Regions from separate parts of the Homo sapiens genome. Here region 2 is linked to region 1. Evidence: read pairs that join two places in POLR2A ChIA-PET (ENCODE). Cell type or tissue: CD4-positive, alpha-beta T cell. All regions are shown on one strand. Links, peaks and the distances in the headings refer to the core of each region. The heading gives the core; the rest is flanking DNA. Region 1 holds the start of GIMAP7 (GTPase, IMAP family member 7). Region 2 overlaps LOC124901774 (a long non-coding RNA gene).

Region 1 (16,270 bases), core at 6,042-8,541:
GAGCTGGGAGCCAGCCTGTTATAAGGGAACCGTGAGGAGGGCTCCGCATTTCTCGTGGACTTTTCCATCTCTCTCATATTGAGAAGCCAAACGTGAGAGAGATGGTCAGAAATATCACTTTAAAACTTTCTCAAGTTTTAAAACTTTCTCAAGTGGTTCCTGGAAGATCCAGAGGACCTCCAGCTAAGAGAAAGGCTGAGAAATGACAAAAGCATTTACAACAGAGGTGAACAGTTCTAAACTGTGGCCAGACCCACCGGTTCTAGAAAATTTCGTAGCTCCTTGAGATCCAGTTCCCTCTGCTATAAAAAAGGAAAATAAAACCAATCTTGCAGGGTTGTCCTTAGGCTTTCATAGAGTGATTTCTATAAAGGTCTTTTATGGCAACTCTTTTTGTACTGAATGGCGCAGCAGCCCCACATGTTACACTGTTAGGGACACAGCTTGTCTCTGCTTAATGCTGGAAAAAGTCAGCAGACTGAATTCTAGTGTTCCTCCGCCATGAGTGATCTGGGTACCCCTTGGAGAATCATCAAAATCTCTGGGATTGGGATTCTGATTCTTTTTCTGTAAGAAGAGGGACTTAGACAGGTGGACTCTAAATTGCCTGTCACCTTTACAAATCTGTCTTAGGAGCCCTTAATTTCTTATGAAGGTTATCAGGCAACACTCTGTGTCTATCACAACAGCCAGTGAGTGGAGGGTGCACTATGCAGCCATGTGTGTCCTGTTACATATGAGATGCATGGGCTCCATGCAAACAAATCTCCTCACTCCCCTTCTACTCACCCCTCCCACAGCACCTTCTATGCAGTGCTGCTTAGCACAGTGCCTTGTCCCTCCTAAGGGCAGAGTCCACTCCAGCCACACACCCTGTCCCCACTGCCCTTCGCAGCCCAATAGCACCAGACCCTCTTCTCAGCCAGGCTCACCTTCTCTTGAACAAGTTGAATTTTCAGGTTTTCTCCAAGGAGGCTGCTTGAGCTGTTGCTTTTGCTTTTACTGTGAGTTAAAAGTGTCTGTACCGCCACCAAAACCTCTCAGTCAGGAAGCTCAGGCTGGGTGGAGCCACACACACAAAAATGTTTGTCTTTAAAGAAACAGAAATACGGCTCCATAATCTGGTGATTGCTTCAGTTTTGCCCGGTTGAAACGTTTTGCCCATGGGCCTGCTATAAACACCATTTCCAAAGCTACATTTTTCGCTTCAGGTTATAGTGATGGATGCAAAAGAGCCTTATTAAATGACCCAAATATTGCCTAGAAAACAAGGCACAGGACCTGATTGTCTTCCCAGGGTGGAGTGGGAGGCTGAGGGGTGATTTGGGGAAGAAGAGAGACAGGCATATACCTTGCCATTTCCAAGCGTAGAGCTGGGGGTTCTTAGTGATTGTATAATATGGGTTTTTTATTATAGTCTTTCAGGAAGGCCTCAAGTTACTCATTCAAAAGTTAACAGCACTGAGGCTCAAAGGCAGAGTCTAAATCATTAGGAACCAAGGGAAAAAAAGGAAGGTGACGCCTGGAAAAATAATCTGCCCATGAACACATAGTTTCTCTAGTTGCTTTTCGTATAATTCTTCCAAGTTTGAAAATATGCATGACCTAACAAGTAAAGATGCACCCAAGGAATAGATCCTACATCCCTTCCCCACCTTCCTCTCTACCCCACATCTTCCTACCCCAGTCTCAGGCAGAGACAGATTTTCCAGAATTTACCCAGTGGATGGTTCCAATCTGCTCTGGAGGTTTCTTGAGGTGAGAGGCAGGTTCCCAAAGCTCTCACGGTTGACCAGATATTCCAGTTGGCTACGTAAGAATACTATGTTTAGAGTTCCAAGCCCACAGCCCCTGTCGCGGCCTTGCCACCCTCCAGCGCCCCACGCCAGGAGTGGGCCTAGAGCGCTCGCCTTGCCCCTCTGTGATCCGGGCTCCGGCACCCGCCCAGGTCCGCACCACTGGCAGCCTGTAGGGAGTCGCTGGCCGTCGTCGCCGCTAAGTAGGATATATCTGCATCTTCAAAGGAAGATAAAACAAAAGCCTTCTTTGGAATATTTGGATTTTTGTCACTTTCTGTGAGCTTTAGTTCAAGAACACAAGTTGAATCACTCAAACATGAAAAACAAGTCTGAAACCAGTATCCATCAATACTTGGTCGAAGAGCCAACCCTTTCCTGGTCGCCTCCATCCACTAGAGCCAGTGAAGTAGTATGTTCCGCCAACGTTTCTCACTACGAGCTCCAAGTAGAAATAGGAAGAGGATTTGACAAGTTGACTTCTGTCCATCTAGCACGGCATACTCCTACGGGAACGCTGGTAACTACAAAAATTACAAATCTGGAAAACGGCAATAAAGAACGCCTGAAAGTTTTACAGAAAGCCATGATTCTATCCCACTTTTTCCGGCATCCCAATATTACAACTTATTGGACAGTTTTCACTGTTGGCAGCTGGCTTTGGGTTATTTCTCCATTTATGGCCTATGGTTCAGCAAGACAACTCTTGAGGACCTATTTTCCTGAAGGAATGAGTAAAACTTTAATAAGAAACATTCTCTTTGGAGCAGTGAGAGGATTGAACTATCTCTACCAATATGGCTGTATTCACAGGAGAATTAAAGCCAGCCATATCCTCATTTCTGGTGATGGCCTAGTGACCCTCTCTGGCCTGTCCCATCTGCATAGTTTGGTTAAGCATGGACAGAGGCATAGGGCTGTGTATGATTTCCCACAGTTCAGCACATTAGTGCAGCCATGGCTGAGTCCAGAACTACTGAGACAGGATTTACATGGGTATAATGTGAAGTCAGATATTTACAGTGTTGGGATTACAACATGTGAATTAGCCAGTGGGCAGGTGCCTTTCCAGGACGTGCATAGAACTCAGATGCTGTTAACAGAAACTGAAAGGTCCCCCTTATAGCCCATTGGATATCAGTATTTTCCCTCAATCAGAATCCAAAATGAAAAATTCCCGGTCAGGTGTAGACTCTGGGATTGGAGCAAGTGTGCTTGTCTCCAGTGGAACTCACACAGTAAATAGTGACCGATTACACACACCATCCTCAAAAACCTTCTCTCCTGCCTTCTTTAGCTGGGTACAGCTGTGTTTGCAACAAGATCCGGAGAAAAGGCCATCAGCAAGCAGTTTATTGTCCCATGTTTTCTTCAAACAGATGAAAGAAGAAAGCCAGGATTCGGTACTTTCACTGTTGCCTCCTGCTTATAACAAGCCATCAATATCACTGCCTCCGGTGTTACCTTGGACTGAGCCAGAATGTGGTTTTCCTGATGAAAAAGATTCATATTGGGAATTCTAGCTAGGGCTGGCAAATCATCTTATGTCCTATATACTTGACACTTTCTCCTTGCTGCTTTTTCTTCTGTATTGCTAGGTACAAATACCAGAATTATACTTGAAAATACAGTTGGTGCACTGGAGAATCTATTCAAATCACTCTGTTCAAAGGGGCATCAGTTTGTAGTCCCTTTGGTTCACACAGAGTGCTATGACAACTCCAAGGAAACATCAGAACTACTAACCTAGCTAGTTAGTGTTATTTATTCAGGAAATTTTTCTAAGCTGTGGCTAACTGTCTTGATCTCTCAATATAATTTTTGAGCCAGTTAATTTTTTCAATATTTTGCTGTCCTCTTGGGAATGGTCCTTCAAAGGATAGTGCTTCTAAGTACATCTTCTTCTCCCAGATTGTCTGGCCTTTTTAATGAGCTATTGTTAAACCAACAGGCTAGTTTATCTTGCATCAGACCCTTTTATGGTAGAGGGAAAATGTCTTTACTTTCCCTTTTTCTTCTGTTAATACTTATGGTAACATCTAACTCAGCCTCACTCACATTAAGTGATTCGCTTGAAATGTATTAAAAAAGAATACTGTGTTTAAAAATAAAAATAAAAAAAGAACATTATGTTTTTGATTTTGTGTGTATGTGTATGTGTGTGTGTGCACAAAACTCGGGGCTTTTCTTCTGCCGCCATGATGCTAAATCAATGCAAAGCTTAACTTATTAAGATAGTGCACAAATAATAACAGGAGATGAAAGGTATAGTACTGTCCTAGCTCTTACACAGATTATGTAACCTTGGAGTATCAGCTTCCTATTGCTATCATGACAAATTACCAAAAATGTAGTGGCCTAAAACAACATAAAATTTTCCTCTTACAGTTCTGGAAGTCAGAAGTCCAAAATGAGTGTTATGGGGATAAAATCAGGCTAATTAGCAGGGTACCTTCTAGAGGCTCCACGAGAGAATCTGTTCCTGGCCTCTTCCAGCATCTCTATGCTACTAGTGTTCTTTGGCTTGTGGCCACGTCGCACCAATCTCTCCTGCCATCTTCACATTGTCTTCCTTCTTTGACTTTCTTGTTTCCCCCTTAGAAAGATCTTTGTGTTTACATTTAAACCCACCTAGATAATCCAGGATAATCTCCTCACTGTGAAAGCCTTAATTTAATCACATCTGCAAAGACTGCTCTGCTATATAAAGCAACAGTCACTTGTTCCTCCCAATATCAAGTCTGTATTAGTTTCCGGGGCTGCTGTAACAAATTACCACAAACTGGGTAGCTTAAAACAAGAAAAAATTATCATCTCACAGTTCTTGAGGCCACAAGGTGTCAACAGGGCCACACTCTCTCTGAAGACTCTAGGGGAGGATCCTTCCTTGCCTCTTTCTGGCTTCTAGTGGTTTCTGGCAATCCTTGCTACTCTTTGACTTGTAGATGCATCCTTCCAATCTCTGCCTCCAGAGTTACACGGTTTTCTCCCCTGTGTGCTTATTCAAATTTCACTCATTTTCTAAGGAAAAAAGTCATTGGATTAGAAGAGCTTGCCCCACAGCCTCATCTTAATTTGATTACATCACAAAGACTATTCCCAAATAAGGTCACATTCTCAAGTCCTAGGGGTTAGATCTTGAACATTTCTTTTAGTGGATACAATTCTAAATTGTGATAGAAAATTGGTGGTTAAATAAGAAAGGACAGTGTATGCATTTTGAGAGTGAAACACCCTAGATCTCTTCCTTTGCAGTCCCAGTTGCAATGAATTGGTGAAGCCCATGCGGACAGTCCATGTCATGGTAGTTGGGAAGTTCTTACTGCATAAGGTTTAGCATCCTTATTGCTTAGCCTGGAATTCAGCTATTGTTACAGTGTTTCAATCTTTCTTTCTGGGCCAAATCTTCCTCTATTCCTCTCCTTGAGAGGCAACTTAATGTTTCAGTGCAGCTCTGCTTACCTAAAATTCCAATCACAGTTCCTGTTAATACCTATTTTACATAGCTGAAGGAGACAGAGGTATAAAGGCAGTTTCTGAAATAGCACAGGTGCTCAGCAAATGCTTTTAATGATCCTGTCTTAGTCTGTGTGGACTGCTATAACAAAATACTGTAGAATGAGTAATTTATAAGCAACAGAAATTTGTTTCTCACAGTTCTGGAGGCTGAGAAATCCAAGATCAAAGTATTGACAGGTTTGTTATCTGGTGATGGTGTGTTTCCTGATTCATAGATGGTGCCTTCTTGCTGTGTCCCCACATGGTGGAAGGGGCGGGGAGCCTCTCTCTAACCTGTTATAAGGGCACTAACTCCATTCACGAGGGCTCCACCATGATGACCTAAGTACCTCCCAAAGGCCCTACCTCTTAATACCATCACTTCAGGATTAGGTTTCAATACATGAATTTGGAAGAGGATACACAAACATTCAGACCCCAGCAGATCCCTCCTCAAGTCATTTAATCTTCTCTGTGTCTCATAGTCCCACTACTGAGGCTTTGCTTGTGGTATTTCTCTGTGTTTCCTGTTAAAGTAAAATTAGGAAAAAAAAAAAAAAAGCAAGGTCATGACTTTCATGCAAATTTAAAATACATGCATGTAAAAGATTTTACTTAACTTATTGATTAACGAGAAAACCAGTAAGACATTATAATTAGTTCAAAGGACATTTGAGAATCTTGGGTAATTTGTAGGGGGATAAGATTTCCCTTGTGCCCATTTAATGACTGTTCCTAAGATAGTCATTGTATTAGCCCGTTCTTGCACTCCTATAAAGAAATTCCTGCAACTGGGTAATTTATAAAGAAATGAGGTGTAATTGGCTCACAGTTCCACAGGCTGTGCAGGAAGCATGATGGCTTCTTGGGAGACCTCAGGAAACTTTCAATATGTTGGAAGGAAAAGGGGAAGCATGCACATCTTACAAGGCTGGAGCAGGAGCAAGAGTGGAAGGCGGCAGTGCTACACACTTTTAAACAACCAGATCTCATGAGAACTTACCCACTATCGCAAGAACAGCATCAAGGGATGGTGCCAAACTGTTCCTGAAGGACCACCCCCATGACCCAATCACCTCCTACCAGGCCCCACCTCCAATATTGGGGATTACAATCTGGCATGAGATTTGGGCGGGGACACAGACCTAAACCATATCAGCCATAAAATGTAATTTTGGGGTATACGTTCTGCCAGACAAAAAAATTATTTACTTGTCTATAAGCAAAATTGCAAGTTACCTCTCAACAGAGTTGAGTATCTTAGACAGTAGTCAAGCCTCGCATCACACAGAAAGAATACCCAATAATGCCTTTTGCTTATTTCCACATGTTGGATCATTTTAATGTCATTTTCTACCTTGTGATCATACATAATCTCCAACAATTATTCTTGATCCCTCAATGCCATTATTATGTACAGCTTGGTTATTTACATATATACAGCAAGAGTTTTAATTAGCCAGATAGGCCTTCCTAAGCTTGCTCAGGAAATCCAGAGCCTAACAGCATTAAATAACTACCAATGCCAAAGAATGAACTTCTATTTGGAAATTTTCAAAATGAATCTTGAAAAGTTCTATTATTTGTTTTTCTATCACAAATGTAGAAAACCAAGACAAAGACACTTTTTCCAATAGATTTTTCATGCAGTTCTTATAAATGTAGGTGAATTTTCCTTTTTTGTGAGGTCTCCAAAATTTGCAGAGGTTCCCAGCGTGACAGGTAGTGGACTGACTTACTGCCTGTGAGACGAGGAGCCTAGATGACAGCTACCATGTTAATTTTCTTGGGAGGGTTTTGAAGGGTTTTGGAGGCATTAGCCTCACATAGAATGTTAATCACTATTCCTCAGTAGTGGCCTTATTGTACCTGATTAAGTGAAAACCACTCTCAGACATCACACTCTAGATATGGCCCTAGTGCCGGTGTCCCTGGGTGCCTTCATCACCCATCATCTATCCGACGGTCCAGATAGAAGACAAACTGGGTCAGGCCCAATGTCTGTACCCACATTGATCCCTGCCTGAAGGAAGGTATGTTTTGTAGCAAAGGCTTATGATTTTGCCTTTTTTGAAGACTTAGGAGGGAAGTGTTTTCAGATACACAGGCAGAGGAGGAGCTGCTGAACCATGAATCAACAGCATCTGAGAACTTTCATATCTGCTAATAAGGCACAGTCCTTTCTTGGAATTGGAGGCTGAGGCTGTCTGCAGTGCATAGGTAACATGAGGTAAGTGCTTTCCAAGCCCGCCAACTCTGTCTCTCCCTTTAGGGCCTTCAGTTCTATTTATGTATCTGGACACCTATGATGTGAAATTGTATAATACGTGAGCTTAAGGAGACCAAACCACGATCCTGGGACTGACATCAAGAGTATTACCATTACCATTACTATTGCTGACACCACTGCTACTAGCTGACACTTGCTGATCACTTACTGTATGCTGAGTACCCTTCTCACCCCTTTATAGATACTACAGGCACACCTCAGAGATATTGCAAGTTCAATGCCAGCAACTGCAATAAAGCAAATGTAACTATAAAAAGAGCCACATGAATTTTTTGGTTTCTCAGGGCATATAAAAGTTATGTTTATACTACACCGTAATCTATTACATGTGCAATAGCATTATGTCTAGAAAACAATATATGCGCTTTAATTTAAAAATACTTTATTGCTAAAAGATGCTAACAATCCTCCGAGCCTTCAGTGAGTCATAATCTTTCTGCTGGTGGAGGGTCTTGCCTCAGTATTGATAGCTGCTGATTGATCAAGATGGTGATTGCTGAAGGCTGGGGTGGCTGTAGCAATTTCCTAAACTAAGATAACAATGAGGTTTGTCACATAGAATGACTCTTCCTCTCACAAAATGTTTCTCTGTAGCATGTGTGATGCTGTTTGATCGCATTTTAAGCATAGTAGAACTTGTTTCAAAATTGAAGTCAATCTTCTCAAACCCTGCTGCTGTTTATCAAGTTTATTTAATATTCTAAATCCTTTGTTGTCATTTCATAATGTTCACAGCATCTTCGCCAAAAGTAGTTTTTTTTTTTTTGAGATGAAGAAGGAGATTTTATTTATTTTTTATTTCAATAGGTTTTGGGGGGTTGGGTAGTGTTTGGTTACAGGGATAGGTTCTGTAGTGGTGATTTCTGAGATTTTGGTGCCATCACCTGAGCAGTGTACACTGTGCCCAGTGTGTAGGCTTTTATTCTTCACCTCCCTCCCACCCTTTCCCCAAGTCCCCAAAGTCCATTGTATCATTCTTATGCCTTTTCATTCTCATAGTGTCATTTCCATCTCAAGAAATCAGTTTCTTTTCTCATCCATAAGAAGCAGCTCCTCATCCATTCAAGTTTTATCATGAGATTGCAGCAATTCAGTCACATCTTCAGCCTACATTCTTCTTTTGTTGTTGTTAGAGACAGGGTCTCACTCTGTCACCCAGGCTTGAGTACAGTAGTGTGATCATAGCTCACTGCAGCCTTGAGCTCCTGGGCTCAAGTGATGCTCACACCTCAGCCTCCCAAGCAGCTGGGACTACAGGCACACACCACCATGTCTTACTAATTATTTTTTTTTTTGTTGAGACAGGATCTCACTGTGTTGCCCAGTGTGGTCTCAAACTCCTAGTTTCAAGTGATCCTCCTGCCTTGGCCTCCCAAAGTGCTAGGATTACAGGCATGAACCAACACACCTGGCCTCCACTTCTAATTCTACTTCTCTTGCTACCTCCACCACATCTGTAGTGATTCCCTCCAATGAAGTCTCGAACCCCTCCAAGTCATCTATGAGGGTTGGAATCAACTTCTTCCAAACTGTTGTTAACATTAATATTTTTATCTCCTCTCATGAATCATGAATGTTGTTAATGGTATCTAGAATGGTGAATCCTTCCCAGAAAGTTTTCAATTTACTTTGCCCAGGTTTATCAGAAGAATCACTATTTATGGCAACTATAGCCTTATAAAATATATTTCTTAAATAATAAGGCTCAAAAGTCAAAATTATCCTTGATCCATGAGCTGCAGAAGGGATGTTGTATTAGCAGGCATGAAATCTCCTTGTATATCTCCATAAGAGATCTTGGGTGACCAAATGCTTTGTCAATGAGCAGTAATATTTTGAATCTTTTTTTCTAAACAGAAGTATCAACAGTGGGCTTAAAATATTCAGTAAGCGGTGGGGGGGTCAGCCCCCCGCCCGGCCCGCCGCCCCGTCCGGGAGGGAGGTGGGGGGGTCAGCCCCCCGCCCGGCCAGCCGCCCCGTCCGGGAGGTGAGGGGCACCTCTGCCCGGCCACCCCTACTGGGAAGTGAGGAGCCCTTCTGCCCGGCCACCACCCCGTCTGGGGTGTACCCAACAGCTCATTGAGAACAGGCCATGATAACAATGGCGGTTTTGTGGAATAGAAAAGGGGGAAAGGTGGGGAAAAGATTGAGAAATCGGATGGTTGCTGTGTCTGTGTAGAAAGAGGTAGACATGGGAGACTTTTCATTTTGTTCTGTACTAAGAAAAATTCTTCTGCCTTGGGATCCTGTTGATCTATGACCTTACCCCCAACCCTGTGCTCTCTGAAACATGTGCTGTGTCCACTCAGGGTTAAATGGATTAAGGGCGGTGCCAGATGTGGTTTGTTAAACAGATGCTTGAAGGCAGCAGGCTCCTTAAGAGTCATCACCACTCCCTAATCTCAAGTACCCAGGGACACAAACACTGCGGAAGGCCGCAGGGTCCTCTGCTTAGGAAAACCAGAGACCTTTGTTCACTTGTTTATCTGCTGACCTTCCCTCCACTATTGTCCTATGACCCTGCCAAATCCCCCTCTGCGAGAAACACCCAAGAATGATCAATAAAAAAAGAAAAAAAAAAAAAAAATTCAGTAAGCCGTGCTATAAACAGATATGCTGTCATCAGGCTTTGTTGTTCCATTTATAGAGCACAGGAAGAATAGATTGAACATAATTCTTAAAAGCTCTAAGGTTTTTTGGAATGGTAAGTGAGCATTGACTTCAACTTAAAGTCATCAGCTGCATCAGCCCCTAATGAGAGAGTCAGCCTGCCCTTTGAAGCCTTGGAGCCAGGCATTGACTTCTCCACTCAAGCAATGAAAGTCCTGGATGTATAATCTTCCTACAAAAGTCTGCTTTGTCTCCATTGAAAATCTGTTGTTTATTGTAGCCACCTTCATCAGTGATCTAAATTAGATCCCCTGGATAACTTGCTGCAGCTTCTCCATCAGCACTTGCTGCTTCGCCTTCCACTTTTATGTAATGGGGACAGGTCATTTCCTTAAACCTCATGAACCAACATCTGCTAGCTTCAAACTTATTTCCTGCAGCTTCCTCACCTCTGTCAGACTTTATAAAATTGTGGGGTCCTTGCTCTGAATTAGACTGTGGCTTAAGGGAATGTTGCGGCTGGCTTAATCTTCTATCCAGACCAATAAAACTTTCTTCATATCAGCAGTAAGGCTGTTTAGCTTTCTTATCATTCATATATTCACTGGAGTAGCACTTTTAATTTCCTTCAATTACTTTTCCTTTGCATTCAAACTTGGCTAATTGTTTGGTGCAAGAGGTCTAGCTTTTGGCCTGTCTCAGCTTTTCACATACCTGCCCCACTAAGCTTCATCATTTCTAGCTTTTGGTTGAAGGTGAGAAATGTGCAACTCTGCCTTGCATTTGAACACTTAGAGGCCACTGTAATGTTATTAACTGACTTGATTTCAATATTGTTGTGTCAGGGAATAGGGAAGCCTGAGGCAAGGGTGAGAGACAAGGGAACAGCTGCATGGTGGAGCAGTCAGAACACACAATGATCAACTAGTTCATCATCTTGTAAGGCGCAGATTGTGGCACCCCAAAACAATTACAATAGGGACATCATAGATCACTGATCCCAAATCATCAGGACAGATAATAGTGAAAACGTTTGAAATACTGTGAGAATTGTCAAAAAGTGACACAGACACAAAAAAGTGAACACTTGCTGTTGGGAAAATGGCACCAACAGACTTGTTTGATGCAGGGTTGCCACAAATCTTCAATTTGTAAAAAGCGCATCATCCACAAAGTGCAATGAAATGAGGTACAATAAAGTGAAGTGCACCTGTACATCCTTCCTCATTCCTCATCCCACACATCTGGCCCAGATGGAACATGAAAGTCTCACTGATGAGAGAAGCAGCTGTGGCTTTCTCCGAAGGTCATTTTAGACACTACCTGAGACTGTTCCTCGGGGACTTTTCATTTGCCAGGTCTCTCTGACTCTGCAGGTGCCTTCAACCCACTCCCTTTTACTTTACCCTTTCCAAACTCAGATCCTTTTGCAGAAGTATTTAACTTTTGTCATCAATTTATATACACCAAGACCAAAAAAAGTGTTACCTTTAAAGACAGACATAGGAAATTAAGGTGTGCAAACAGACCTTTGAATCCTATGAGGAGCAGGCAGACAATTGAAACAGGAAGAGCTGAGCAGGTTATAAGGCCACCTCTGCCTAAAAGCATGTCCCAGTCTCACCAGCAGGAGCCAATTGCCTACTCTTACAGAATTCCCAATTTATATCAAAACAACTGTTTTATCACTAAAGAGGAGGGTTTTATCCCTTAAAGTAAAACAAAACAAGCTTTAATGCAATTGAATATACAGGGGCCTTCTCCCTGGGGCACACTGTCAGCACAAGATTACTAACTTTATCTGAGTTGTTTAAGAGTAAACAGTATCTTTCTGTCAGCCCCATGACACCTGTTTTGTTCCATGACCTTCAGTAGTAGATTCTCATGTTAGCATATCAGTACTGGATGTCTCCCATTACTATACAAAATGCAGTGTCAGCGGAAAAGTGTGTGCGTCTGATTCTGCCACTAGTAATATCTACGGCTTTGAAGGGAAAACATAATGTTACTAAGCCCCAGTATCTTTAGGCCTTACCAAATTAGTACAAATTCCCAGACTCTCTCAAATCATGAGCCCTGGCCCACCTACCCACAGTACTTCTCGGATGTTGGTCAGAACGTAGTTACAAACCTATAAGGTGGTATGTTGGTCAGAATATAGTTATAAACCTACAAAGTGGTGCAGAGAACAATAATCCTCAAAGGGAGACCACAAGGGACAGAACAGTCCTGGGACTTCTCTTGAAGAGTCCGACACGAGGGAGCAATATTAGCACAAGCCCTCTTCTCCCAGTGCTATCGAGTCCCTGTGGTCATATGAGTAATGTGCAGACAGTTACAGATACCAGCTTTATTTGTTACTTGGCACAGAACAGCCAAGGAAGCATGAAGCAAGGAAGCAGGTATTTGTCTTCCATAGGTTTCTGCTACTCTCACCACATCCTAGATTCCTTCCATACTTGCCTACACAGTCTTTATAGCCCCACCCCTCTAAAACCCAGGATTTGCTTATACGCTCCTGAATTCTTCACCATTCCATAATACTAATGGTGGAAGCAAAAGATGCTTAGCAGAACAGAAATTGGGAAAATAATTAAGAGGTTGCCATAGCCACCAGATAGCATTCAGTATCTTACCCTCTCTCTAGAATTTATAATTAGGTTTGTGCAATTTCCACTATTATCTTAATTTCCTCATTTTGTTTTCAATTTAACTCCCTTTCTTTTTCTGTTTCCCATAATCACTTACATCCTCAAGAAATGAGCTATAAGTTGATTTATTGTAAATTCACTCATTCATTTAAGAAACAAATGCATCCTGCCTCAGCCACAGCCATTTCCTGCCTTACCTCCTCCCCATTCTGTTTTACCCATCACTTAAAGCTGTGGTCATATCACAGGCTAGAAAGGTTATGCTACAAGGCCCATGTCTCCATCTTTGCATCTGCTAAAGTATTCAGAAGAAATTTGAAAGAGACAGACAGGGCCAAGAAGAAATATCACCATGGAGATTGCTTTCAACTGTGCTCTGTCTCCTCCTTTGGTCCCTCTTCCAGTTGGTGCTGGCCCAGAGATGAGGCAGAAGAGTTTTCCTCTGAGTCTCCAAACCCACACCAGTGCCTTACTCAGAGGTGCAATCATTATCATTTTGGACTCTGATGTGAGCTAAACAAAATAAAAATTGCTGTCAATTGGAACAGGTGCTTATGTGTGTTGCTACTTTTCTAAGTCCTAACAATGAAGTTCTGAAAACTTACATAGCTAATAAACAGTGGAGCAGGCTCAATGTTTTTTAATTGTTTGTTATGAAGAAAGATAATTTGAAAATAGTATTTAAATGACACATTTCTAAGCTGTGAAATATTATAAATGACTATCTGGAAATATAAAGAGGCATCAGCAGTTCTCTTTTTTTATTGTTATATATTCTTATTTTTTAAATATACTTTAAGTTCTAGGGTACATGCCCACAACGTGCAGGTTTGTTACGTATGTATACATGTGCCATGTTGGTATGCTGCACCCAACAACTCGTCATTTACATTATGTATTTCTCCTAAAGCTATCCCTCCCATATCCCCCACTGCACGACAGGCCCCAGTGTGTGATGTTCACCGCCCTGTATCCAAGTGTTCTCATTATTCAATTTCCACCTATGAGTGAGAACATGTGGCATTTGGTTTTCTGTCCTTGAAATAGTTTCCTCAGAATGATGGTTTCCAGCTTCATCCATGTCCCTACAAAGGACATGAACTCATCCTTTTTTATGGCTGCATAGTATTCTGTGGTATATATGTGCCACATTTTCTTAATCCAGTCTATCATTGATGGACACTTGGGTTGGTTCCAAGTATTTACTATTGTGAATAGTGCCACAATAAACATACATGTGCATGTGTCTTTGTAGTAGCATGATTTATAATCCTTTGGGTATATACCCAGTAATGGGATGGCTGGGTCAAATGGTATTTCTTGTTCTAGATCCTTGAGGAATCACCACACTGTCTTCCACAATGGTTGAACAAATTTATACTCCCACCAACAGGGTAAAAGCATTCCTATTTCTCCACATCCTCTCCAACACCTGTTGTTTCCTCATATTTTAATGATCACCATTCTAAATGGTGTGAGATGGTATCTCATTGTGGTTTTGATTTTCATTTCTCTGATGACCGGTGATGATGAGCATTGTTTTCATGTGTCTGTTGGCTGCATAGATGTCTTCTTTTGAGAAGTGTCTGTTCATATCTTTGCCCACTTTTGTATGGGGCTGTTTGATTTTTTTCTTGTAAGTTTGTTTCAGTTCTTTGTAGATTCTGGATATTAGCCCTTTGTCAGATGGGTAGATTGCAAAAATTTTCTCCCATTCTATAGGTTGCCTGTTCACTCTGATGGTAGTTTCTTTTGCTGTGCAGAAGTTCTTTAGTTTAATTAGATCCCATTTGTCAATTTTGGCTTTTGTTGCCATTGTTTTTGGTGTTTTAGTCATGAAGTCCTTGCCCATGCCTATGTCCTGAATGGTATTGCCTAGGTTTTCTTCTAGGGTTTTTATGGTTTTAGATCTAACATTTAAGTCTTTAATCCATTTTGAATTAATTTTTGTATAAGGTATAAGGAAGGGATCCAGTTTCAGCTTTCTACATATGTCTTGCCAGTTTTCCCAGCACCATTTATTAAATAGGGAATCCTTTCCCCATTTCTTCTTTTTGCCAGGTTTGTCAAAGATCAGATAGTTGTAGATGTGTGGTGTTATTTCCGAGGGCTCTGTTCTGTTCCATTGGTCTATAACTCTGTTTTGGTACCACTACCATGCTGTTTCAGTTACTGAAGCTTTGTAGTATAGTTTGAAGTCAGGTAGCGTGATGTCTCCAGCTTTGTTCTTTTGGCTTAGGATTGTCTTGGCAAGGCAGGCTCTTTGTTGGTTCCATATGGACTTTAAAATAGTTTTTTTCAATTCTGTGAAGAAAGTCATTGCTAGCTTGATGGGGATGGCATTGAATCTATAAATTACCTTGGGCAGTATGGCCATTTTCACGATATGAATTCTTCCTACACATAAGCATGGAATGTTCTTCCATTTGTTTGTGTCTTCTTTTATTTCATTGAGCAGTGGTTTGTAGTTCTCCTTGAAGGGGTGCTTCACATCCATTGTAAGTTGGATTCCCAGGTATTTTATTCTCTTTGAAGCAATTGTGAATGGGAGTTCACTCATGATTTGGCTTTCTGTCTGTTATTGGGGTATAGGAATGCTTGCGATTTTTGCACATTGATTTTGTATCCTGAGACTTCACTGAAGTTGCTTATCAGCTTGAGGAGATTTTGGGCTGAGACGATGGGGTTTTCTAAGTATACAATCATGTCATCTGCAAACAGGGACACTTTGACTTCCTCTTCTCCTAACTGAATACCCTTTATTTCTTTCTCTTGCCTCACTGCCCTGGCCAGAACTTCCAACACTATGTTGAATAGGAGTGGTGAGAGAGGGCATCCCTGTCTTGTGCTGATTTTCAAAGGGAATGCTTCCAGTTTTTGCCCATTCAGTATGATATTGGCTGTGAGTTTGATATAAATAGCTCTTATTATTTTGAGATATGTTCCATCAATACCTAGTTTATTGAGAGCTTTTAGCATGAAGGCTGTTGAATTTTGTCAAAGTCCTTTTCTGCATCTATTGAGATAATCGTGGTTTTTTTACCTTGGTTCTGTTTATGTGATGGATTACATGTATTGATTTGCGTATGTTGAACCAGCCTTGCATCCCAGGGATGAAGCAGACTTGATCTTGGTGGATAAGCTTTTTCATGTGCTGCTGGATTCATTTTGCCAGTATTTTATTGAGGATTTTTGCCTCGACGTTCATCAGGGATATTGGTCTAAAATTTTCTTTTTTTGTTGTGTTTCTGCCAGGCTTTGGTATCAGGATGATGCTGGCCTCATAAAATGAGTTAGGGAGGATTTCCTCCATTTCTATTGATTGGAATAGTTTCAGAAGGAATGGTACCAGCTCCTCTTTCTACCTCTGGTAGAATTTGGCTGGGAATCCATCTGGTCCTGGACATTTTTTGGTTGGTAGGCTC
Region 2 (16,270 bases), core at 5,844-8,343, 150 kb before region 1:
AGGTGGGTGGATCATGAGATCAGGAGTTTGAGACCAGCCTGGCCAACATGGTGAAACCCCGTCTCTACTGAAAATACAAAAAATTAGCTGGGCATGGTGGTGGGTGCCTGTAATCCCAGCTACTTGGGAGGCTGAGGCAAGAGAATTGCTTGAATCTGGGAGGCAGAGGTTGCAGTGAGCTGAGACCACGCCATTGCACTCCAGCCTGGGTGACAGAGCAAGACTCTGCCTCAAAACAAACAAACAAACAAACAAACAAATCAAGTCCTTAAATGCTGGGGGTCCACTGGAAGGTTTCTTTGACGTGGTCTGTTGCCTGTTATCTTGGCCACATCTTGTAAAAAGATGACCTCTATAGGTTTAACTTGCTACAGATCCCAGGCTTGAATATCATCCATTAAAATAGCAGAGACTGCTCTATTTGCCTTTCTCTAACTTTCCTTCTTCATCCTGCCCTGAAGTTCTCCCACATACATTTTTAACTACTCAGTCCATCAGTGATCACATATACCCAAAATACGTCCTCCATATTCTCACTGGGGTTCTGGAGTTAGACAGAACTGAGTTCCAGTTTCTACTGGGCCACTGACTAGCTAAGTGTCCTTACTCAAACTTGAGCCTAATTTCCTTCATCTTAAGGTGGGAACAATTTAAACTATCCAGTCTGAATTAAATGGAAAAGTGCACGTAAAGGATGAATTCCCAGTGGCTAGCACAGAGGTTTTCAAGCCTTAGCCTGCATCAGAATCACCTAAAGAGTTTATTAAAATACAAATGGCTAGGCAACATCCCTGGAATTTCTGAACTAGTAGGTTTTGAATGGAGCCTGAAAATAGCATTTCTGACAATTCCCATGATGCCACTGGTCTGGGGACCTCACTTTGAGAACCACTGCTCTTGGACATTGCTGTATCATTTGCACTGTTGAAGTTGGGCCACTGCCATGACTAGTGGAATTGGGGCCTGTGCCCAGCTACAAATAAAAGTTGGAGGTTTATTTCTGAGGCATCTCAACTTTCAGGGACATTTAGGCTGTTTCCTGATGGCCCACAGCACCTCTCCATTTTGTTTCTTCTAGGATGATCTTAGATGAGAGGGTCTTATGTTGACTTTTCTCACCTAAAATTTTACATTTCAGATGTGCTTTTAAAAACTCTCTTATGATCTCCATTTCAGCTGATTTAATCATAGGTGAGAGTCCTTTAACAGACAAAGCTTTAGCTCAGTGGTTCTCAAACTTTAGCAGGCATCAGACTCACTTGGGGGTTTTACTGAAACTTAGATTGCTGGACTCCGCCCCCAGAGTTTCTGATTCCATGAGTTAAGGATGGAGCCCATATTTCCTAACAAGTTTCCGGTTCATACTGATGCTGCTGATCCATGGCCCACATTTTGAGAACCACTGGTCTAATACACAGTAAGTCTGAAAAGGAGCTAATACTATAAACTAGCACCCCTGGGGACCATCAGAATGACTGGGCCATTTACATGAACTCCAAGTAAGGTTTAAAATCTCTGATGTATCTGTCATGTGGCAGAGGATGGAGTAAGGGGAAAAAGAAGAAGAAACCAACCTGGCTCCATCTGTACAAATGTCTTCCCATGTTGCTGAGGAAATGAAACCAGCACACATGGAGAAATGGAGTCCAAGAGGCATTGTCTGATTGACAGACAGCAGAGGATCAAAAAATCTCAAGTTGTGGAGGTTGTCATGTAGGAATTTTGCACTAAAGGAAGGGAGGATTTGGAAATGTGGAGAACTTTGGGGACAGACAAATAAACAGGTGGAAGGAAATAGTGTGAATGGCTTTAAGGTAAAAACAAGCATTGCCTGGGTAAGAAAAAGTAAATGGGTACCCCTTATAGAGCAGATACAGCTACCGCTTACTTAATTCTTTCTGGCTCAGCCCTGGGTTTTATATCTTCTTCTCATTTAATGCTTACAGCAACAGTAGGAAGTAGAAATTATCATGTCCATGTCTAAAGAAGTAAAAATAAGGCTCAGGAAGATGAGGAACTCAACCAGTGTTACTCAGAGAATGAAAGTAGAATCAGAGATGGAGTCTGTCTACCCCAAGCGCCTTGCTGCGAGTCTCATAAGGTAGCAGAATAGAAGCAAGGGGGCTGTGAAGAAAGTTTGCAGCCTGATATAAAAGCTGTCAATTTCAGGCCAAGAAGTGTGAACTGTAACCTAGGTGATCATGGCTTCTTGAGCAACACACATGGTAGGTCTGAGCTACATAATCTTGATCTGCTGGGTACAGACTCATTAGAGAAGTGAAGAGAGAAGTCCCTTCTAGCTACAGAAAGTCTCCCTGTTCTTCTCCTTTTCCTGCCTCTCCTTTGCTCCCTAAACCCTGTACTTCACTCTCCCACTGTCAGTTTGTGCCTCTTTCTGTCTCACTGCTCTTCCCTCTTTCCTCTCTCTTTCTTGCATGGTGTCCTGTTAATCCTGATCCCAGCTCCCAGCCCCACTACCTTAGGGAATATCCAACCTCATGGGACACCCATTCCTCAGTCCCACGCTGAACCCAGAATCAGTGGGTCCTGAAGGTCAGAAAGTAGAGCAGAGACACTGGCTTTCCTGAAAAGGCCACTCCAGAGCCTGCCTGTCTGCTCTCAGAGCCCGCTCTGCCTCCATCCAGAGAACGCATGTGCACACACCATGCTGGGGCCCAGCCACCTCCCAGCTTCTCCAACTTTTAGGTCTTATCCTTTCTGAGTTTAGCATCTCTATGGGAAAAAAGGCTTTAGGAGTTCATTCAGTCTGGAGAATAGGCAATGATTTCTGTCTCTGAGTGGTGGAGCACATTTCAGGGCATAGGCAGACTGCCAGGCTAGAGTGATCAGAGATGGTTGCAAAGCCCCTTTGCCTGTAAGCATGACTCATGGCCATGAGACATTCTCATACTGTCATAGAAACTGGAATTTCTACTAAGAGAATTATATTGATATTAACAAAGGGAAGGGTATCAACTCCAAAAGCCCTCGTTGTACTGCATTAAATTACGTAGGGACTTTCTCCGCCCGCCTCCCCCAGCATTGTCTCTGCTGCGGTGCATTGACACATTCATTCTTTCCCTCTCTGAGTGGCATGGTAGCATCCATCAGGACTGTGTTTGCATCACTAGGGCTCCTCGCTAGCATGGAGGCCCTGGTTTTCCACTGGAGCCCATCAGCATGGACTTTGCCATTAGCACCCTAGCACCTGTGCCTCCCACTGACAAGTTCACCACCTCATGGAAAGAGCAGCAGCCTGGGGGTCAGGAGATGAAGGTTGGGGGCATGATGCTTGTTTTATGGTTAAAGTGAGGATTGCGGGAGGTGACTTAAGTTCTCTTCCCACATCAACATCCAAAGTTCTCTGATATTTCTGACCTTACCCAGTGAGCACGAAACTCTACTCACCCATTAGCACAGGCTGGCCAAATGACCCATCAACAGAGACTCAGTTCTCAGAGAGCTGTGGGAACACAGCTGAACTGCACAGGGCTGGTTCTGAGGACCTGTGATCCCTAATGGAGACCATACCTGGTGACCAGACCAGGAGAGTGACAATGCCAACCCTGGGAGGTGAGGAGTAGAGTGCCCTGTCCAGGGAGCTATGTTCGTAAAAGCCCGAAGTTCTGGGGTCTGACCCCTGAGATTCCACACAGTGTTGACTTGCAGAGACTGAGGGGCCAGTATGTCAGCTTTGTCCCCCTCTTGGTGCAAAATAACCAAGGAGGCAGGTTGTGCTGAGAGACATGGGCACTCAGCCCCCCTTTCTTCATGTTCCAATCCCTATCTCACCTTACCACAAACCATACTGTTCCCCTGAAAGCCCCTGGTTTCTGACCTATTCCTCAATATCATGGGGGAGCAAAGCGTGCCCAGGAGGGTCAGGACAGGAAGAAAAGGCCTCAAGAGTCAGGATCGCCTCCATCCCAAGGGCTTTGCACTTAGGTTTGGACAATGTCTCCTCATAGTTTCAGTTCTTCCTTTGCTTTGGCAATGCAGCATTTTTCTTAAACCAGTGTTACCTGCCATTTGTAGAAGTTTGTACCTCTTTATTATACAGTGTAGAGGTTTTTGTTCATGTGCCTCTCAGCATGTCCCCAGGAGGTCTGTGGTCTACAACTGATGTGAGCCCATTTCCCAGAACCTTCTCAAGATATGAAAGCAAGACTGTTTATTGTAAATTTACCTGTGAATGCAGCAACACTACTTCCTGTGGCTGCAACAGCCATTTTCTGTCTCACCTCCTCCATCTGTTATCTCAGCCTTCACATACAGTGTGGTTTCCACACAGGACAGAGTTAGAATTGGGGCCCATGTCCCCTCCCTACACATGGGATGTGCTCTGGATGGCTGGAAGGCCAGACTGGGATGAGGAGGAGTCTCTCCACGGACACCTTGCGGAATTGTGCTCAGGCCCCTCTGTAGACCCTCCCCAGGCTGGTGCTGACCCAAGGGTGACAGGAGAGTTATTCTCTGAGTCTGCAGACCCACACACGGCCTTATTCAGACAGACCCAACAATGACCATTTCTGACTTCCTCAGGAGTAGGCAAGATGACCACTTAGTTGAAGCAGGTGCCTCTGGCCTAACCTGCCATGCAGGAATCTGACAACTGAGTTCTGAAAGCCTAAACTGCTGACAGTTTTAGTTTTAGATTTGCTGCCTATTTGGAAGCAATGATAACCTACATTCTTTTTATTTTATTTCATTTTAAGTTTCAGGATACATGTACAGGACATGCAGGTTTTTCACATAGGTAAATGTGTGCCGTGGTGGTTTGCAGCACCTATCAGCCCATCACTTAGGTATTAAGCCCTGCATGCATTAGCTATTTATCCTGGTGTTCTCTCTCCCACTGCCCAACCAACAGGCCCCAGTGTGTGTTGTTCCCCTCCTTGTGTCCATGTGTTCTCATTGTTCAGCTCCCATTTATAAATGAGAACATGCGGTGTTTGGTTTTCTGTTCCTGTGTTAGTTTGATGATGATAATGGCCTCCAGCTCCATCCATATTCCTGCAAAGGACATGAACTTGTTCCTTGTTATGCCTGCATGGTATTCCATGGTATATATGTGCCACATTTTCTTTATCCAGTCTATTACTGATGGGCATTTGGGTTGGTTCCAAGTCTTTGCTATTGTAAATAGTGCTGCAATAAACATATGTGTGCATGTGTCTTTATGGTAGAATGATTTATATGCCTCTGGGTATGTACCAAGTAATGAGATTTCTGGGTTGAATGGAAGTTCTGCTTTTAGAAAGTATCTGAATTTTGGTTTGTGTGAATTTACAATCTACATGCAATACTAACTAAATCAGATAGCTTTTACAGTTTCACATGTGGACATAGGTTCTCTCCCAGTCTCTTCCATACCCATTAGTTATTGAACTTTCTAAACTGGCATTGAAACAATGTCTCTGGCATACAACAATGTTTTGTTGCACCAGTTTTATAAACTTATGCAGTGCAATATGTGTTATTTTTCTGAAGCAAACCAAAGGTTCTTGCTGCCTTGTTTAGCAGCATTTTATTAAGGATCTTTTATACATTTGTAATAGATAAAAATAAACCAGATTGCAAATCCTTTTTAAAAATCTTAAACCATGTACCAAGTTTTTGATCCAAATTGTGTAGGATAAGTTAAACTTAAATTGCATTCTGTTAACCAATATGAGTGTATTTGTGTAAGCAAAGTTATGTTGAAACAAAGTTTTAACAAGCAAAAAAATATTCCTCTGCACAGACCTATTTACACTGTGAAAAAGATAGGGGTTTTTTCGTGTGTAAAGGATATGTAATAAATTTTATTTACTCAATTTTTCATGTGTTATTCTGCTAGGGAAAATAATTTTTCTGTGTAAAGGGTATGTAACAAAATTCACTTACTTAATAATTTTTTGTGTTTATTCTGCTGGGCTCTGCAAATCACATGTCCACAAGATAGTCATGAATCTCTGACCTCAAGCAAACTCTCAGTCTAATGGAAAGAATGTTTGGGATTAATACAGGACCTGTCCCCAGTGATTCTTTATTGGAGCTCATGAGCCATCATGGGGACCCAGGGACTGGCCCACAAGGAGCTGCAGACCAGCCTAAGAGAAAATAATAAATCCTTAGCTGGGGCACAAGGAACACCTTAATACCATTCATTGCACAAATAAAGGAGAGGAGAAAATGGGCTTCAGGTGTTGACTAGAACAGACTGAATTTAGGTTTTGGGCAAGGTTGCTAACGGTGAGCACAGTTGGTAAATATGTCCCATCAACTGCTCATGTGAGGTATTTGGAGAGAAATCTGCCAGTCAAGTTGCTGAAAGATTACTGGATGTTTGGAAAATAACTGTTTCTTCAGCATGTCTTTGCATTATTCTTTCTATTATTTAATCATTTAAATAATTTTATTGTCCTTTTCACATCCCATTTGATCTTCGTGAAATGATACAGTGCAAAACTGGGCAAATGCTAAACACATGAGCAAAAATGGAGAAATGCCACAGGAAGATCTGAAAACTGAATTCACAGAGGCCTACACACATCCTTAAAATCTTACCATCAGGTGAGGCTGCACTGCACGATTTTCCCATTCGACAGCTCACTACTCAACCCTCCACTCTGTATGTCAAGACTGGCTGGGAGGGATAATGCCTTTGTGAGGTCTCCTTGGGGAGAGGGTGGGAGAGATGGCTGTACTGTCTCTGTTGCCTGGAGATTCAACCCTGACCTGCTCATGTGCATGCACTTTCTCAAGCCCGTTTCTCTAGCCCGTTTCTCTCTCCCTCATACTCATATCACCTCCCATGTCCATGCTTCAGGTGTTAGTAAATAGTTTCATGTGTGCTAAACCACAGGTTTTACAGAGTCTTAATTAATAAAACCCTAAATCCTAAGAGTTTGAAATGTAAGCACTGGAGTAGATTCCTGGAGGAGATACTTCTGAGGGTGAAGAGGGCAGATTAAAACATTTGCTCTCAAAAACCACATGGAAGTTTTTATGTGGTCCCAATCTTGCAGATGACCTACTGTGAGACCAAAAGTCAGAATTACAAACTAGTAAAATGGGAAGGTACATTAGCTCTCCTCACGTCACTCTCCTGCGTGAACTTTAACTTCTGTTTTACTCATGGTTGAAATTGTCAAGCTTTATGGCTAAAGTCATCAAGCTTTCTAAGTTCCCTTTTCAAACACTAGTCTTCTCTTGCTGCCATTACCCACTTTCATCTTTCATCTTTGGATATCTTATTTAGAGTTCCCTTCATGGTGAAAAAATTTCTGAAACAGGTACCCATTTGTCTGTTTTCTGCTTTGCATATCAACTGATAGCAAATTTCTTCAGATCTGTATAACTGCCAAGCAGCTTTTTTCTGAAGCTTTTAGTGAGCTCATTCACTATTTTCTATATAATGTATAATAATATATAATTATTTTACAAACTCCCTTCATATTCTTTGCTACACTCCACTGAACACTCCAAATTGCCAATATTTCCTATAGTCTAGTCCCTGGAATTGATCTATGTTTCTGATAAACTTACAGAGAGTTGGGAATATTATTTCCTGTTGGATCCAGGGCTTCTGTTAAGAAAGCGTGAGTTAAAGGGGCTTTTTTGGTGAAAGGTTTTTTGCGCCATTGGTTCTTATTGATTTTGGCTCAACTAAAAACTCCAGGTTATTTTCCATGGAAATTATCCTATTTAGAATGCCTCCAGTCTATTCTTCTAAGATTTATTGTTGGAAAAACTATCACTTAAGAATTTTCAAAATAATTATCCAGCTGGTTTTAGTGGAAGGGTTTAGCTTGTCAATCTTGTTTTGTGTTATCGGCCTTAGTATACCTCATTGCAAATATTATTTAGAATGGATTTTTTATTAAGAACATACTGGCTTCATAACTAACTGCATGGCTTCAGTGCATCCTGTCATGCTCAGTTTTTGAATATTTTAAAAGCAGATTTTAATATCTATTTAGACGATATCATAGGGATGTTAGAGGACATGCTAAAACAATAGAGATGAGAACTTTGAAGATGATAAAGTGCTTCATAGAGAGAATTCAGAAAAGGATAAAGGTGATGATGACACTGTTGATCATTATTATCGCCACATGTGCAACACGGCAATTTGTGGATTCCAAACCCCAGAGAAGCAATTTCCATTCAAAAAAATTGTAACACACAGTTTTTTTTTTTGTTTTTGTTTTTTTTTTTGAGATGGAGTCTCACTCTGTCGCCCAGGCTGGAGTGCAGTGGCACAATCTCGGCTCACTGCAAGCTCCGCCTCCCGGGTTCACGCCATTCTCCTGCCTCAGCCTCCCTAGTAGCTGGGACTACAGGCGCCCGCCACCATGCCAGGCTAATTTTTTGTATTTCTAGTAGAGATGGGGTTCCACCGTGTTAGCCAGGATGGTCTCGATCTCCTGACCTCGTGATCCACCCGCCTCGGCCTCCCAAAGTGCTGGGATTACAGGCGTGAGCCACTGTGCCTGGCCCACATACAGATATTTTTAGGGAAAAGAGAAGACCCCCTGTTCAGGGATTAGGACATTGTGGAATCCATCCAGGGGCTTTGTCGTGAGAACCCCCACCTGTTAGCCTATAACCAGAAACAGCCCCTGAGATAATTGTCTTGAATATCCCATTCATCTTTCATTGTCTTTTTGTGCTTTTATTCATGATGTTGGTGCCTTGTCTCCCACACCCAAAGGCCCAGAGCTCACAAGCTCTCTTTAGGTATCTTGGTTCCCAAAGGGAAAGGGGATGGAGGCAGAGTTGGTGTCATCTCAGTCACCTGAGGGAGCTTTTCCATAAATGAGGTGGCTCTGGAAGGAGGAGGGAGCCTGGCCCTGAGGGTGTGAGGCTTCAGTCAGAAAACCTGGATGCAGAGGATGTGATGGGAAATGGATGGACACTGGCTGTGACAGAGCTGGCCCAAGTGACCATGTGTCCAGGAATGAGTCTTGGCTAGACCGTGGGGCAGCCCAGGGAGGAGGGTCCATGCTCCAGACCAGCACTTCTTACCTTACACCGCCTGCCTTTGTCAATGAGTATAAACTCACAAAGGAAACTGAGGCCACGGAGTCCGACATAAAAAGGGACCTCCAGAGCATGTTGCTTGCTGCGGCAGTCAGCACAACAGCAGCCTTGCTTTCTCACAGACGGGAAACTGTCGGCCCTTCCCTCACTGCCCTTCCCATTTGATCTCATTTCAACTCAGCTGCGCAGTTCATCATGGTGCCCCTTCCATGCGTACAGTGCTGAGAACACTGTTGAGAAGAGACAAGCTCAGTGTCGTTGGAGGAATAAGACGATGCACAGGTCATAAATAATGCATAAAATAAGGCAGTCTTGCAACTAAGGACCCAAAATAGACAGAATCAAGGGCTGAGGGAGAGTAGTAGGAGGAATCCAGGCAGCGGGATCCATATTGGGGGAGTGGGGAGGGGCGTAGGTAGGCGGTACCCTGGGAATCTCACACTGATGCTCCCTTCTCTCCTCCCCTTTCCTTTACCAAGGAAGCCTGAAGGCCACTCTTCCCTGACCTTTAGCAAGGAAGACTAAACGTAAAAAGCTGCAGTTACCACTCCTAAGAGGTCAAAGTCAGTGACGTTGGTAAATAGACCAATGACCCTACTCCATTCCATGCCTTCCCTAATCTAGTCGCATCCTCTGTTTCCCCAAAATAGTTATGTGGATAAATTACCTTTATTTCTTTTGCTACTTCATAAACTTCTACCTAAAATTTGAAATGAGGTAGAGGAAATTTGTGTTTTATGTGAAATGAGACGAGGATAGTTCATAACGTCTATAATGAATAAGTTTATAGAATTTCAGGCATCAAGGAAATTAATGGCACTATTGTTCCCATAAGAAGAAATACTTTCATGCTGTATCCCAAATTGTATCCATTAAATATTTAATTCCTTTAAATTTTTCCGTAAATATAGTCCTATTGTAAGCAAGACTAATGTTTTCAGAAACATACCAGGGATTGTATATTCATACTCAATAATTAATTTATTTTATAAACTTTTTCTTTTGTCAAGTTGTTACTATCATGCAAATGTGTCCCTTTTAAGCTGAGGCACTCATTCTAACACCCCTGGCTCCTTTCACAGTATGCCTGGTACTCCAGCACTAACATTGCCCTGGGAGTTAGCACCCTAAAAGAGAATCCTAATTATAACACTGTTTTTGAGGCTCAGCCTCTGCCCCTGGGTACGTCAGCACAAAAAGCTGAAATTATTGCTCTTACCTGAGCTCCAATATTGGGAAAAGGGAAAAAGCTTAACATCTATATGGATTCTAAATGTGCGGGTCTCAGGTTCATGCTCATGCCAAAATTTGGAAAGAAACAGGACTACTAACTGATAAGCATTTCTCCATAAAGCATGGGTGTGAAATTCTTCAACTACGGGAAACAATATACTTGCCAGAGGCCATAGCTGAAAGGAGTTAGCCAGCTTGCTTTAGGCAGACAGTAAGGGAAAGGTCCCCAGAGAACCTCCAACCTGCCCCACAAGTGCTTATACCAGATGTTTTGTACATTTGAGGAAACTTGCACAGCGGGCTTGCCTAAACACACCTGCAGTGGAAAATTCCATTCATTAATACACGTGCAGTAAGGGAAATAAATCAATTTGGAGTCACTCAGTCTAAGGGCCCACATGTGCACTGGAAGGATGGGATGGAGCTGCCAGGAATTTGCACCTTAAGCCTGGATATTCAACTGTGAAGGGTGCAATGGCAACCTGCTCTCAGGACCACTCTCTTTGCTGGGAGTTTTCCTTTTGCTTAATAAATTCTACTGCAGCCACTCTCTGGTATCTGTGTGCCTAATTCTTCCTGGATGTGAGACAAGGACCAAGACCTAGCTGAGCTAAGGAGCAAAATCCTGCATCATAGTTATAATCCATTGTAGGGGGCATCAAAAGGACTTAACCCCTATAGCACAAGGAAACAAAAAGGCAGATAGGGAAGCCAAAGCAGCAGTTCAGGGTGCAATCTCAACAAATCCTAGCACTGCTTCCTTTCTACGATTTCCCAATAGAACCTGAATACACATCACAGGAAAAACAGTTAATAAAGGAGCAAAGGGGACAAAAACAAGGATCCTGTGGTGTATGGGATCAAAAATGTATCTCTCTCAAACGGCCCAATGGAGAATTATAAAAATCTTCATGACTTTTTCCATATGGGAAGAGATGCCACTCTGGTCTGGTAAACAGATTCTTCATTGGGCCTAACTTAGCTTCAGTGGTTAAGCAGATCTGACAAACCTGCTCACTGTGTGCATTCAACAACCCAGGAAACAAAATGCCTCCTCTAATAGGACCAGTCCAGAGAAGGAGAACTTACCCAGGGGAAGACTGGCAACTGGACTTTACCCACATGCCAGGTTGTAAAGGATACAAGTTTTTGTTAGTACGAATAGACACTTTTACTAGCTGTGTTGAAGCTTACCCTACCAGAATAGAGAAGGCTAATGAGGTTATAAAGTTTCTCTTGAAGGAAATATTCCCCCAGTTTGGGTTACCCCAAAGCCTCCAAAGTGATCACAGCCTTCTTTTGTCTCCCAAATAACTCAAGGGTTATTTATAACTCCCAAATAACTCTCACATAACTAAGGCTCTTGGAATCAAATACTATTTACATTCAGCATGGAGGCCTTAATCCTCCAAGAAAGTAGAAAAGGCTAATCAAACTCTAAAACGGGCATTAGCTAAGCTACATCAGGAAACAACAGAAACTTGGATCAGCTTACTGCCCATATCCCTCTTAAGAATTTGTAATTCCCCAAGAGCAAAAATTAATATGAGCCCATATGAAATATTATATGGGAGGCCATTTTAAACTAATGATCTAATGATTGATCCAGAAGCAGCCGGTTTAGTAAAATACTTAGTTAACCTGGGACAATTTCAGCAGGCTTTACAAAAAGTTTGGAACTCAAAGGTTCCCTGTACCAGGAACTAACCAGCGCACCAAGGTCAGGCCAGGAGATAAGGTACTTGTTAAAACATGGAACGAAGGGTCACCTGCTCAACAATTACAACCCAAATGGAAAGGACTGTTTTCCGTTGTGTTGGCCACGCCTTCCACAGTCAAAGCACTAGGATCAGATTGTTGGATACATCTTTCCAGGGTTAAGTCTGCAATATCTGAAGCCCTGGACCTGGAACTGGAGGCTCCCTCCAGCCACTATACCTGTGAACCTGTGGAAGACCTGAAGTACCTGTTTAAAAGAAAGCCAAAAGATAAGTAAATACCTACCAATTTTCCCTGGTGTAAAATGTTAATTGATTTTTGCTCCCTCACTTACAGATGCTTGTGCAAGGGTTTCAGTCAGTTTTGGAACAAAATCCAAAATCGAGCCAAAGATACTCAACTGTCACAACTGGATCAAGCTAGCTGCACCTTTTATGACCAAGTACAAGTTTCATTGCAGCCCACGGACACTGACCTAACTACCTAGGGACAAAGAGCCAGGATTCTCAATAGGCAGGGACAATGCCCGTGACCAGCAGGAAGCAGCTACAGAAAGCTGATCTTCAGTGCCTCTGCCTCCCATAAAGATTCAAGGGGATCATGTCTCTCAGCAGGAAATGAGACAGGAGAATAGGGAATTAAGGTAACCAAGGGTTAAGGCATAAGCAAAAAAACAGCAGGTGCCGACAGTTCTAGGCAAGATTAGGCAGCATAAAGGCCACATCCTTGCTCCTGTGATAACAAGACATAAGTTTCCACTTTATTCTCTGATTGGTCACAGGCCAATCCTTCATAAGGTGTAACCAATTGGAGACCTCTAAAGGGCACCCAGGTGGGTGTGGTGGTATGCGGCCTGTAATCCCAGCTACTCAGGAGGCTGAGGCAGGAGCATCACTTGAACTTGGGAGGCAGAAGTTGCAGTGAGCCGAGATTGCACCACTGCACTCCAGCCTTGGCAATAGACAAGACTCAGTCATAAATAAATAAATGGCACCTAGAGGTGTTGCCAAGTTATTTTGGCTATATAAAAACATTGGGGAGCATTGTAACAAGGAGATTCTTGTGCTGGTTGCTGGAGCTCACTCCCACCCTGTAAACTGTCTTCAACAAATCTGTGCTTTCATTACTTCCTTGCTTTGTCTTTCATTGCTTCATTCTTTTGTTACTTTGTGCATTTTGTTCAATTCTTTGTTCAACACTTCAAGAACCTGGACAACTCTATCAGTAACAATAGGATTGAACAAAGTAGTATGTATATTGCAAATAATGTTGCACAAACAAGTTACAAATAAGAATAGAACTTACTGCTTTTTAAAAGCATGTAGATAGAGAGATGCAGAAATCAACATAAGTATGTGGATTTGCATATGTAAATTTGCACGCATGGCTTTCCCAGCTCTGTCTGCTAAGGCGAGCTTAGAAAAAGTGACACCTTCTAGCAATGAGCACATCAAGTGTCCAAATCTTTGTTTATTACCCAATAACCAGAACCAAAAGTCCTTGGAAAAGGGGTAGATTCCAGAGAATGTTTCTCATGTATAGATTTGGCAAAACTCCTAAAGTTTGACAGCCTACTTTCTTGACAAAAGTATAGGGAAGACAGAAACTCTCAGACACTGCTGAAGGGAAAGCAAAAGAGTTCAGCCCTATGGGGGTAAATAAAGAAGGATTTACCCTTTGACACACATTATCAAATTTAAGAATGTGCCCAAAAATACACTGGCAAAAGTATAGAAAGAACTATGCAAAAATCTCCTTGGAAGAGTACTATTTAAAAAAGCAAAGACAAAAACTGATCCAAATTACCATGAATAAGAGACTGGCGGGATGAACTTAGATACATCTATGCAATGAAGTACTTCTTCATTGTAAAAAGTAGTGAAGACTATCTCTATAGAGAGTTGTAAAATCATCTCCAGGATATATTGCTAAGTATTTTATTCAATTATGAGTTGAATAAAATAATGTAAGGGATACTATCATTTGTTTAGTAAGGGGCACAAGATACACTTTTGCATATATATTTATTATATTTATATGTTATATATTTTCATATAGATACATAAATATAAGGATGACAATAGAAAGATATACTTTGAAAACAAGCAAGGAAAGAAAGAAGGAAGGGAAAGAAGAAAAAGAGAAAAAGAGAGGTAGAAGAAAGGAAGAAATAAAAGAAGAAAGCAAGAAAGAGTAACAAGGAAGGAAAAAGTTACCTGTGTACAGAGGGAGGGAATAGAAATGAGAGCAGAAGCTGGACTTCTTTGAATTGACTGTTATGAAGATTTGATTTTAGAATGATAAAAATATTTGAGTTGAAGTGTGACTCTACCACACTCACTCTTAACCATGCACTCTACAGCCTGTCCTTGGTTACTCTCAAACCATGATTGTACATTTTCATTGACATCATGTGATAAATAGGTCAGGGGAGGGCAAAGGAAATGATCCACACTTTGCTCAGAAGGTGAGCTGGGAGCAAGCCTTGGATTGGAGAGTCCATGGGGAGGGCTCCGCACTTCTCTGTGGACTTTTCCCTCTATCCCATACTGAAAAGCCAAAGATGAGAGAGAGACAGAAAAAATCATTTTTTTTTTTTGAGATGGAGTCTCACACTGGCATCCGGGCTGGAGTGCAGTAGCATGATCTCGGCTCACTGCAACCTCCCCCTCCCAGGTTCAAGCGATTCTCCTGCTTCAGCCTCCCAAGTAGCTGGGATTACAGGCACCCGCCATGGCGTCCAGCTAATTTTTTTGTATTTTTAGTAGAGACGGGGTTTCATTACGTTGGTCAGGCTGGTCTCAAACTCCTGACCTTGTGATCCACTCGCCTCAGCCTCCCAAAGTGCTGGGATTACAGGCATGAGCCACCGCGCCTGGCCTAGAAAAATCATTTTAAAACTTTCCTAAATGGGAGACAATTAGATCATCATAGCAGATGGCAGGCAGGACCAGATTGCAGTTCTGGACAGAGCAGCTTGTGGAAGCTCACATTGTGAATTTTAGCGGCAGATCAACTGCAAGAACAAACCAGCAACCCTGAGAGGACCCTCCAAAGGAAGCAGTCTGCTCCTGCAGGACCTGGGAGATACCCCAAATACTGTGAGTGCCCCAACTGCAGAAGTGGGAAAGGGAGACCCTCCTCTCCCAAACACACAACAAAAAAAAAAGTCCAGGACCAGATAGATTCACAGTAGAATTCTACCACACATTCAAAGAAGAATTGGTACCAATCCTTTTGATGCTGTTCTACAAGATAGAGGAAGAAGGAACCCTCCCTAATTCATTTTATGAAGCCAGCATCACAGTAATACCAAAACCAGGAAAGGACATAATCAAAAAAGAAAACTACAGACTGATATCCTTGATGAACATTGATGCTAAAATCCTTAACAAAATACTAGCTAACTGAATCCAACATATCAAAAAATATGATCGAGTAGGTTTCATACCAGGGGTACAGGGATGGTTTAACATATGCAAGTCAATAAATGTGTTATACCACATAAACAGAATTAAAAACAAAAATCACATGATCATCTCAATAGATGTGGAGAAAGCATTTGACAAAATCCAGCATCCTTTTATGATTAAAACTCTCATCAAAATCAGCATAAAAGGACCATACCTTAATGTAATAAAAGCCATCTATGACAAACCCATAGCCAACATAATACTGAATAGGGAAAAGCTGAAAGCATTCTCCCTGAGAACTAGAACCAGACAAGGATGCCCACTCTCACTGCTCCTCTTCAACATAGTACTAGAAGTCCTAGCCAGAGCAATCAGACAAGAGAAAGAAATAAAGGGCATCCAATCAGTAAAGAGAAAGTAAAATTGTCACTATTTGCTGATGATATGATTGTTTACCTTGAATACCCTAAGGACTCCTCCAGAAATCTCCTAGAACTGATAAAAGAATTCAGCAAAGTTCTGGATATAAAATTAATGTACATAAATCAGTAGCTCTTCTATACACCAACAGCAACCAAGCAGAGAATCAAATCAAGAACTCAATATTTTTTACAATAGCTGCAAAAAATAAATAAAATAAAATAAAATAAAATAAAATAAAATACTTAGGAATATACCTAACCAAGGAGCTGAAACACCTCTACAAGGAAAACTACAAAACACGTCTTAAAGAAATCATAGGTGACACTAATGGAAACACATCCCATGCTCATGGATGGGTAGAATCAATATTGTGAAAATGACCATACTGCCAAAAGCCATCTACAAAGTCAGTGCAATCCCCATCAAAATACCACCATCATTCTTCACAAGATTAG

The links. Peaks named below come from ENCODE experiments on the same cell type or tissue, not always from the same donor. Only the 100,000 strongest peaks of a DNase experiment are listed, where the experiment ranks them.
Region 2: POLR2A ChIA-PET joins it to region 1 with 5 read pairs; 6 of 35 experiments call an interaction of 5 or more read pairs at or near these places.

Annotation. Positions count from the first base shown.
Region 1 is chr7:150,499,608-150,515,877 of GRCh38, reverse strand. GIMAP7 (GTPase, IMAP family member 7) reads right to left here and starts at 1,006. Exons shown (of 2, transcript NM_153236.4): 1 at 933-1,006. It also overlaps the pseudogene STRADBP1. RefSeq lists enhancers at 855-1,114, 1,125-1,284. In CD4-positive, alpha-beta T cell, for the core only: no CTCF peak of the experiment used is centred there; a DNase peak (open chromatin) is centred at 7,467; H3K4me3 peaks cover 1,421 bases; H3K27ac peaks cover 1,408 bases.
Region 2 is chr7:150,651,980-150,668,249 of GRCh38, reverse strand. LOC124901774 (a long non-coding RNA gene) reads left to right here. Exons shown (of 4, transcript XR_007060589.1): 3 at 6,444-6,555. Among named protein-coding and RNA genes, the nearest start is that of GIMAP2, 26 kb to the left of the region's middle. RefSeq lists enhancers at 3,946-4,165, 6,838-6,887. In CD4-positive, alpha-beta T cell, for the core only: no CTCF peak of the experiment used is centred there; no DNase peak of the experiment used is centred there; H3K27ac peaks cover 295 bases.